Linked DNA regions of Homo sapiens: region 1 is linked to region 2. The links are chromatin loops, found by intact Hi-C in ENCODE. Cell type or tissue: psoas muscle. All regions are shown on one strand.

The links. Hi-C counts contacts between places; a loop is a spot of excess contacts. Peaks named below come from ENCODE experiments on the same cell type or tissue, not always from the same donor. Only the 100,000 strongest peaks of a DNase experiment are listed, where the experiment ranks them.
Region 1: it touches region 2 in a loop (3.0-fold over the local background); 55 of 110 quality-filtered maps call a loop at or near these places.

The regions. Positions count from the first base shown.
Region 1 is chr2:8,670,016-8,675,015 of GRCh38, forward strand. It overlaps ID2-AS1 (ID2 antisense RNA 1), which reads right to left. Exons shown (of 4, transcript NR_110154.1): 2 at 3,022-3,292; 3 at 1,566-1,757; 4 at 969-1,262. Among named protein-coding and RNA genes, the nearest start is that of ID2-AS1, 9.3 kb to the right of the region's middle. In psoas muscle, no CTCF peak of the experiment used is centred here; no DNase peak of the experiment used is centred here.
Region 2 is chr2:8,532,206-8,537,205 of GRCh38, forward strand. No RefSeq gene overlaps it. Among named protein-coding and RNA genes, the nearest start is that of LINC01814, 49 kb to the right of the region's middle. RefSeq lists cis regulatory regions at 2,446-3,448, 3,471-5,000. In psoas muscle, no CTCF peak of the experiment used is centred here; DNase peaks (open chromatin) are centred at 2,706 and 3,036.

The DNA of each region.
Region 1 (5,000 bases), 140 kb after region 2:
ATACCAGCTGGCATTAGCTAACTCAGTCACAAATACTTTTGCTTGTTTTCTTGAATAGATTCTCCAATATATGGAGCTCCATTTGAGCCAACATCACCTGGGGGACATCTGGATTGGCCAGTCCTATTTCAAGTGGGAGAGGGATCTCCAGGGTACATTTCTCTGGAAATCAACTTATAACTGATATAACGAGCTGGCTTATGCAAAGACACAGGAGGGGTCTGTGGGCCCATTTAAGTCTCTGAGGAACTTTTGAAATTGGTCCTCTTTAGATAAGCTCGCTACAGTTCACCTCTGGCCATTCTAGTCCTATAGGACTTCAAATTTGAATCTCTATACTCTATGTGCTGCAAGTTTAGTCGAAGATATCTTCTCTTGCCCAGTTATCTTAACCAGTCAGAGCTTAGTAAAAATAAATGCAAGTTCCTATTTCTTTACAGATTTACTATATCTGTCATAAGGCGTTTCTGCAATTGTAGTGATCGTTTACTGAGGAGGTTGCTAAATTTAGCAGATGAAATATAAGGACATACTCATACTAAGAAAAATTATTCTATTCATTGTCCAGCCAAAACTTAAATTTAAATAGGTTTCCTGCATTTTATCTGGCAACCGTATTTACTGAGCACTTATATTTTTCCAGGTACTACATCTGAGATACATTCAAATCCTCAAAATAACACTGAGCGGGGCGCCACTATCGTCTCCATTTTCAAATGGGGCAAGAGAATGCAAAAGGCTAGGTTCTCTCCCTGGGCCACAGCCCACCTGCCATTGGCAGTGCTGGGATCCCAAAGCAGCCAACACATGGGCTCTTCTCGCCTGGTCCAATGCTCAGAGGTGTGCCCGCAGGCAAGATCTGCTCAGGGAATGCTCCTTATTTCACCACCATTCCTTTAAAACCTACAGAAAGCATAGTCTTTTTTTCTAATGGGCAATCGTCAAAACACAGTGGCTGTAAGGGAACCTGAAGATGTGGTGAGGATGGTTAAGAATATCTTATTTAAAACTTTCATGTTTTGGAACTATTGTAAAATATCCATAGTAAATATTTCCTTTTTTAAAGCTTGCATTTCTCTCAGAGATGGGTAAATGGACGTGATCCAGTTTCAGCAAGTCTTAGGAGGCAACTCGGTGCGAACCTCAGGAGCACAGACTTTGAGGTCAGATGGGCGTGGGCTTAGATTCTGGTTCCACCATCTCCTGGCCGTTCTGGCATGGGCAGGTTACCTGGGCATCCTTCACACTGGCAGTTTGCTGGCCTGCAAGATATGAAAGCAGCAGTCTCCGTCTGAGGGCTCTGTAAGGGCTTAGTGCAGAAGCAGGTGAGGGAGCGCTGCCCATCCTTTACACATGGGAACCTGGGGCTCATGGTGACTCACCCTAGGACACGCTGCAAACCAGGGGTGCAGGTGCTCCCAGAGACGAAAGAAACAAAGGACTGGGTGGGAACCAAGAGCTCAGGCTCAGGGAGGGACAGACTGGGGGAGCCCTCAGCCTCACCCCCCAGGCCCCAACATGCACCCCACCCCCGTAACGGCAGCAACCAAAGAACCTCATCCCACCTTATTGCAAGGATTGCCTGCTTCTGCATTTCTTTAGTGGCTCCTCCTGGAGAATTCAGGACTCATGACTTGAACTAGCAGGACTTGATGAACTGTAACTGCATCCACCCACTCCTGACTGCTTTCTCGGGATCAGAAATGGCCACACTGGGATTGTGTCACTGGGCAACACCATCCCAGGAGTTCCTGCACCTTAAATCAACAAGACAATGGGAGAAAAAGCCTGATCCTAACCTGGAAGCATGATCATCACTCCACACTCAAATTCTTTACATTGTTGTTGTTTTTTTTTAATGTTGAAATCACTTTAAAATCTTGATAAAGAGAAGTGACGCCTCTGAGATGTTTCTGTGACACTGTTTCTGCAGTGTCTGGAGGTACCAGATGCTCTCACTGCCTTTCCAGGAAACTGTGCGGCCCACAGGCAGTCACCTCTCACCAGTGAGGCTTCCTCGTGTCTCCAGGGCCCCTGAGCTGGTACCATTCATCATACTTGGTTTTGGTTCAAAACATACAGTCATCACATAGGGTTATAAATTCTATATCTTGGGGGATAGTTGGTAGGGGTTCTTATTGGTTAAAAGAAAGTCCTAAGAATATACTAGACACATATCAAATAAAACCTGTATTTCTTTTAAAATTAAGGCACTTTTAGGCGGGGTGCAGTGATGCCTGTAATCCCAGCACTTTGGGAGGCTGAGACAGGCAGATGACTTGAGCCCAGAAGTTCGAGACCAGCTGGGTAATATGGTGAAAATCCATCTCTACAAAAAAATATAAAAATTAGCCAGATGCAGTGGCTCACATCTGTAATCCCAACACTTTGGGAGACCAAGGCAGGAGGACCACTTGAGCTCAGGAGTTTAAGAACAGCCAAGGCACCATGACGAAACCTCGCCTCTAAAAAAATACAAAAATTAGCCAGGTGCAGTGGCATGTGCCTATAGTCCCAGCTACTCGGGGGACTAAGGCAGCAGAATTGCTTGAGCCCAGGAGGTAGAGGTTGCAGTGAGCTATCGCACCACTGCACTCCAGCCTGGGTGACAGGAGTGAAACCCTGTCTCAAAAAGAAATAAATAGCTGGGTGCTGTGACACATGCCCATAGCCCCAGCTACTTGGGAGGCTGAAGTAGGAGGATTGCTTGAGCCCAAAAGGTTGAGGCTGCAGTGAACCATGATCATGCCACTGTACTCCAGCCTGGGCAACAGAGTGAGACCCTGTCTCAAAAAAAAAAAAAACAAAAAAAACAGGTAGGTTTGTTGGGTGTAGGGATATGTTTATTTTATGCACTATAAATCATGTTGTTATAAAACTTTCAGGAAAAATACACAAATAAATTATCAATGATTACAACTATAATGAATGCACAAGATTATACCTAGAAACTCTGTACCCCCAATTTCTCTTTTGGAGGCCACTTTATGAAACAAATCACCCACAAAAGTATTGACTTACGACAATGAGTTACTCTACAGTCCCACTGGCCAGGCTCCAGCAGGCAGCCTCACGATGTCTTGTGTGCTTGGTCAGTTGGTGGCTGGGGCTGAGGTCATCTTACTGGGCTGGACATCCACGGAGTCCTCTTTTATTCCCAGCCAGGTGCTCAGCTGGGATGACTGAGGCTGGCCCCTTTTTTAGCCCTTTCCATGTGGCCTCTTCATGCCACCAGCTTAGACTTCCTCACTGCATGGTGATCTCAGAGATGTCTGCATTTGTTACATGGTGACTGTAAGAGAGAAGCCAAGAAACCAAAACCTTTTAGACTATAACCGTCCCACTTCAACCAAACGCCACAGAAAAGACTGTGGCCCCAACTCTAACCCCATCAGCAAAGGGGAGTGAAGAGCTAGATGGCCCCCCTCAGTCTGCTGTCAGAAGACGCCACCCTGAACAACAGGATGGTGTCAGAGAAGGTGCAGTGGGGAGCAGACAGTCATCCCTGCAGGTCAGCAATAAGCATCAGCAGAGGCTACCTGGGAGCCTGAACACCCACCCACCCCATCCACCACCCAGGGGATAATCAGGCACTGCTCTCTCCCCACTGAGGTTGTCAAGGTTGAGTAAGAACTGCGACATTCATCACCTTCCAATGGTAAGATGCCTCCACCCCACAATGTCATTGGAGGCCACGTGAGGAGCACCTCCTCCCAAGCCAGGGTGGTGCAGCAGAGGCCACTATAATAGAAGATTTAAATAAGCTCCACATCATAACATTACCCCCAAAACGCCCAGGTTTCAAGAAAAAAGAAAAAAAAAATCATTCATCATTCCAAGAACCAGGAAAAGCTCAACTTGAACGAGAAAAGACAATCAACAGTTGCCAACACTGAGGTGACACAGATGTTGGAATAATCTGACAAGGACTCTGCAGGGGCCATCAGAAAAATCTTCTAATGAGCAATTATGAACAGGCAAAAAAAAGATGAAAAAATAGAAAACTCAGTAAAGAAGCAGAAGATGTAAAGAAGAATGAAAGGGAAATCTTAAAACTGAAAAATACAGTAACCAAAGTAAAAACTCATTGAATGGACTCAAAAGCACAGTGGAGAGGGCAGAGGAAACCATCTGTGAACCTGAAGACAGAACAACAGAAATTGCCCAACTGAACAACAGAGAGAAAACAGATTTTTTAAAAATATATTAACATAGTCTCAGGGACCTCTGGGATTATAATAAAAGATCTAACATTAGTGTCATTGGAGTTCTGAAAAGAGAAGAGAAAAAGGGCAGGGCTGAAAAAGCATGTGAAGAAATAATGGTTGAAAATTTCCCAAGTTTGGCAAAAGAAGCTGTCTAGAGAACCTCAAACAGAATAAACCTAAAGAAATCCATGCCTAGAGAGATCATAGGCAAACTTCCAAAAATGAAAAGACAAATCAAGGAGAGAGAAACCACACCTTACTTACATTGGGGAAAAAGCAATTCAAATAACAGCAGATTTCATATGAGAAATCAGATTTTGTCATGAGAAACCCTGATAGAAGGAAGAAAGCACCACAGAATGTCAGGTGCTAAAACGAAAAAACACTGTCAACCCCAAATTCTATATCCAGCAAAAATATCCTGCAGAACTGAAGGCAAGAACAAGACTTCAGATGCGGGAAAACTAAGGGAACATGTCACCAACACACCTACCCTAAAAGACTGTCCAAAAAATGCTCTTGAAACAGCAGGAATTACTCAAACGGAGACTAATGGAATATCAGGAAGGAAAAAAGAACAAAGGAAAAAGAGAAAATGCGGGTAAGTATAACAGATTTTCCTTCTCTTGAATTTCTAGAAACGAGTGTACAGTTAGTTTCTTAAAGCAGGCGTCCCCAAAACCCCAGGCAGTGGGCTGGTACCGGTCTGTGACCTGTTAGGAATCCCAGGCAGAGCAGGAGGTGAGCAGTGAATGAGCATTACTCCCTGAGCTCCGCCTCCTGTCAGATCAG
Region 2 (5,000 bases):
AGCTTCTGTTCTTAGATTACAGAGGTGGTAAATGAAGTATCACCATGGCTCTACCCATCTAACTTTAGTAGGCCCCCTACCACCACACACACAATTACCATAGCATGCTCCCAATACGATATCAGCTCTTTGCACTTGGCTGGGCTGGCCTGCTACACCCCAGTGCAAAGTGGAATTTCTTCAGCACATTGATCATCTTGTAAGCATCTTCACTCACAGCTCAGTAAACAGCCAACATTGTCCCAAAGAGTAGCAGCCCTTCAAGTATCCGGTCATGTGTCTAAAGAGCTCCATATCCATGCATGTGTGTGTATGTTTTTGTTACTGAAAGGGCATGGGGGGGGGCCACGTCTATACCGGACTACAGAGAGTGAAGCTGGCATTTAAAATCTACTATGCTTTAGCAATTGCGAAATATGCAATGCATCTTTTATTTATTATAGTCCCCATTCTGTATAAAAAATAAATTTGTGAAGTGATGGATTTGTTAATTAGCTTGATTTAATCATTTCACAATGTAAACATGTATCAAAACATCACATTGCACCCCATAAATACAGACAATTATTATTTGCCAAGTAAAAATGAAATGGATAAAAATGAGCTTGGTGGAGCGCAGAGCTGGCAGCACTGTGCTCAGCAGCTTAGCAGCTTGCTCACCCCATTCCACGAGGGATCTGGGAAAGGCCCACACTGTGGCTCTTAGAGCTGACTCCCAGCCCAGCAGCCCAATCTGGCCCAAACAGAGGGTATGGCCCTTACCCTAGCGTCAACTAAAGAGAGAAACCAGAGCATTCACCCATCTCTTTCCCCACCTTTCCCCAGAGGTCTGGAATATAGATTGTGCTTGAGCACACAGGACATGGTTCTGTCTCAACGGAGCCAACATCTTGGCCTAGCACAGGCCACTTTGTGACACTCTGTCTTATCCCCCAGGAGCACAGCCACATGGGCAGAAATCAGGAAGAGACAGCCAGCAAAACACCAGGAGCTGGGGCAGACCTGGAACAGTCTCCCTCCCAGGACCAAAAGGAACCGACCCTGCCTGCACCTTGATCTTGGACTCTGGGTCTGCAGAACAATACGTTTCTGTCGTTGACGTCACTCAGTTCAGGGTACCATGCTGTGGCAGCCATGTAAACTCATAAATCCTGCCAGAAGCTATTATCACACCTATTTTACAGGTGAAGAAACTGGAGCTCTGGGAGATTAGGGACTTTGCCCAAGGTCACTTGGCTAAAAACTTACTGAGCTAGAGTTAGCCTCTCTTTTCACAGCCCCTCAACTGTGGGTGTCTCCACCATCTCCCTGGCCCCGCGTGAATAGGCAAATGGTGATTTCTTCACCTGTAAGCTCTGAGGTGAGCAATCGGGTTTTTTTCTAGCCTTAGCACAAAGCAGAGCTTTAAGATGATAAACCTACTTTACCCTTGACAAACCCCAAGTGTGGTCTTGAAGGATGGAGCCGATCACCTACAGGTTTAAGGAGCCACATAGAGAAAGGGCGAGCATGGGGCTCCAGGCCCCAGGTTTAAATCCAGCTCTGCCTTTCTCCAGCCGTGGAAACTCAGCACGTTTCTCTGTATCCCAACGTCTTCATCAGTACTAGGGATGTTAAATTTGTGGGAAGGATTATATCAGAGCGTCCAAGCTTAGGGTGTGCTGTGGCATGCAGTCGATGTTGAATGAATGACTTTGTTACCATCATCATTATTACTGTGCTTTCTCATTACGATACCAAATGTATTCACGATAAAATTAAACTCGAAGCCTCTGCCCCAGGACCCGCTACGGGCCTCTTGGAATCACCTCCCTTATTCATGGAGAGAATGCTCAGGAGGATGAGGAGGGAGACCCAGGGCTGACCTGGAGGGGAGGTGGACAGTGGGACAGCAGTCCTCCCACAGGAGCCAGGCCCCCCTCTTCCACCCACCTCCTCACCACCCCATGTGGCTTCCTTCTCAACACTACCAGCTAGAAATGGGACTTGGCTTTTTAAACTCAGCCCCGATGTGGTCACACTGGAGAAATGCATGTCCGCTCTGTCAGGACAGGACACGCAGGAGGACCAGGAGAGACACTCCCAGGCTAATGGGCATGAGCCCTGGGTCCAAATCTCAGCAAGAGGACCCAAGAGAAGACCCAAGGGAGGCCTTCTTCCCCAGAGTCAGGGCTTCTTCCCTGCAGAGAGGGCTGCAGGTGCTTCCTATCCTGTTGGGTCCATGAGTGGCTGCTCAAAGGGACGAGTTCTCGTGGGGAGGCACTTCTGTCCCTTGTCAGGTTAAGTCCTTCACCGGTTCCCACCCCGGACAGGACAGGGCGCACTAAAGCTCCACTGCGTGCATGACAGCCTTCCTGGCTGTGGACCCTCTCGCCCATTCCCCAGACCCCTCTGCAGAGTTCAGGAGTAAGGAACTCGGCGGCATAGCCCCACTGCAGGCGGGGGTTGGATCCCAGCCACACCACTGGCCATGAGCTCAGGCACACCGCTGGTCACTTGACCTCCCTGAGACTCAGATGTTCGGCCTCTGAGTAGGAAGCATCCAGGGCAGACCAGCGAGGAAATGCAATTGACCCCTGACCAGACTCCCAGCCCCACAGCCACCCGCTGCGGGATCTGCAGGCTGTGGAAGGAGCTGAGTCAGGGGTGCTTGGGGGGATGTGTCGGGAGGGGAACCTGCACCCTCACTGGCGGGGGTGGAAGGGGAGGCAGAGGCCAAGGGCTGCCGTCAGGCACCGTCTCAGCAAGAGAATCAGGAACTAGAGCCCCCAGCTGTGAGGGCCCTGTGAGATTTCTTCAACTTTTGTCACTTCCCCACTTTTTCCCCTTTGGTTACCACCCTTCTGCCCGGCGTGACTGTTAATTAACCCCTTACAGCTGCAAGGGCTGGCCTGCAGGGTCAGCAAAGACAGGAGCCAGAGGACAGCCCCACCCCAGCCCAGGCCAGTCCCGAGATGGGGCCAAGCCAGCAGGGCCTAGGTCCAGGCTGAGCGGGTGAGGGGTGGCCCAGGCCTGGAGCCACTGCAGCCAGAAAGGTCCTGGGCCCCCAGCCACCCTCTGGGTAAGCTCCTGGTGAACGTCCAGGCAGGCCTGGTTGTGCAACAGGCCCCGCTCCCAGTAAGTTGCAGCAGGGGGAGGAGATCTCAGCCTGCAAATGCTGCTTTGCTGGTTATACTCTCACCTCTGGCTGGATCCACCCAGCTGCTTCCATGTCTCCTCCGCTCCCAGGCCTGGGGGAGAAAGCCCAGGAGGGAGGCGTAGAGCGCCAGGCCCTTGTGGCTCCCCTGGCTCCATGCAACTGAACTCAGCCCCAGAGGATCTCTGCTCTGACTCGAGAAAGTCCAGGGAGAGGAAGGGGGCTGAGGAGGGGAGCAGAGCACACCCCAGCACATTCCATGATTCATCTGGACCCAGCGCATCTGCCAGGGTCCATGCGTGTGCACGTGTGTGCATTGAGGGTCGCACGTGTGTGGTACTTTCGATCTGAAAACACACAGTATCTCTCCAATCCTCACAGCAGTCTCATGAGCAGAAACGTTTGTGTCAATACACAGATAGGGACACCAAGGTTTGGACTGACTCAGTGACTGGTGGGGATTCTCACGCAGCCCGGGGGGCTCCCACAGTGGTCCCTGCAGAAATCCTGGAACTCTGCTGCAGGTGGTCACGGCTACCAGGCATCACCAGCCCATCTCTGAGACTTCCACACACGGAGGTTTACTAGTAACTCATTTGCATATCTGCCCCTTGCTGGCAAGATCTCTTCCCTACCCCAGCTCGAAGGCTCGGTGCTGCCATCCAAGCCAGCTTCCTGTGTTCTGTCCAGAGCAGAGGAGAGAGAACCACCCACCCAACACCCTTCGTGTAAAAAGCCGTAATCCTCCTGTGCTTGCAGACTTCACCACCAGCCTGCAGCCTCACCTTCCCCCAAACTTCCCTCCTGGTTCTAATTTTTCAGTCCTTTACTCATCTCTGGGGGAAGCGGCCCAGGGGGCGGGAGGCACGTGGGAGGCTGAGAGCTCAGTGTTGAAGTCGGCGGCAGCCCCGGGCTTGGGCTCACCCAGCAGTACCCGCCCCACTGCTGCCTCGGAGAGACAGAATAAGATCCACATCCTAGCCCAGTGCCAGGCCTGGGGAAGGTATGAGACGAACAGGCCCAAACCAGCCAGGACCTGGGCAAGCCCCTCCGGCCAGTGCCTCTGGCCCTGCAGGGCACTTGACCCCCCTCACCTCAGCCCCGTGAGTCCAGATCCTTCCTCCCTGGGCAGACCCCTTCCCACCCACATTGGATGTCCTCTGCAAAACATCACACATCATCTGTTCTCCATTCCTGGAGATCATGACACCATCACACAGGCCTGGGCCCCCAAGACATCACTCTGAGCCCCTGCTATATGTGATGGCCCGTGGAGGCCCAGGTCCTCCGCCTTGTCATCCAGAGAACAGGACTAATGTTCCCTTTAGCTCCTGGTTTGGGGGTGGGGGAGGTTTGTCACGCAGCGAAGAGCAACGGCCCAACTGAACTCAAGATAGGTAACATCTATCACTCTCTGCAATCTGCAAGCTCGTCACTCTGCCTGGGAAGATTAGATTAGTAAGCACCCGGTCATCGGAAAAATCCAGCTCCAGATACCTAATATCTTGTTTTCTTCCGTCTGTGCCCACAGTGTTTGTGAGGCTAACTTGGCTGGCATTTTTTCAAGTGTAGAAACAAAGCAGGCAGCTTTCTCCTTTCCAGGCAGGGCCTCCCCGACTTCAGTCATCTCCCACCCTTGACTCTTCCCCAGACACCTCCTCCAACCCTCTGAGTTTTCCCAAATGGGGCCCAGGCCAGACTCCAGCTATGTCTTGGGGCCCTGGGCACCAGGCTTCCCCTCCCTCCCCTCGTGTTTGCTGATCATTGTCATCAACCCTGGGTTTTCCTGAAAGAAGCACAGCCCATGTGTCTCAGGGTCCTTCTCCCATCTCCTCTTGGCCTCTTGGCCTCCTGGTAGGCTCCA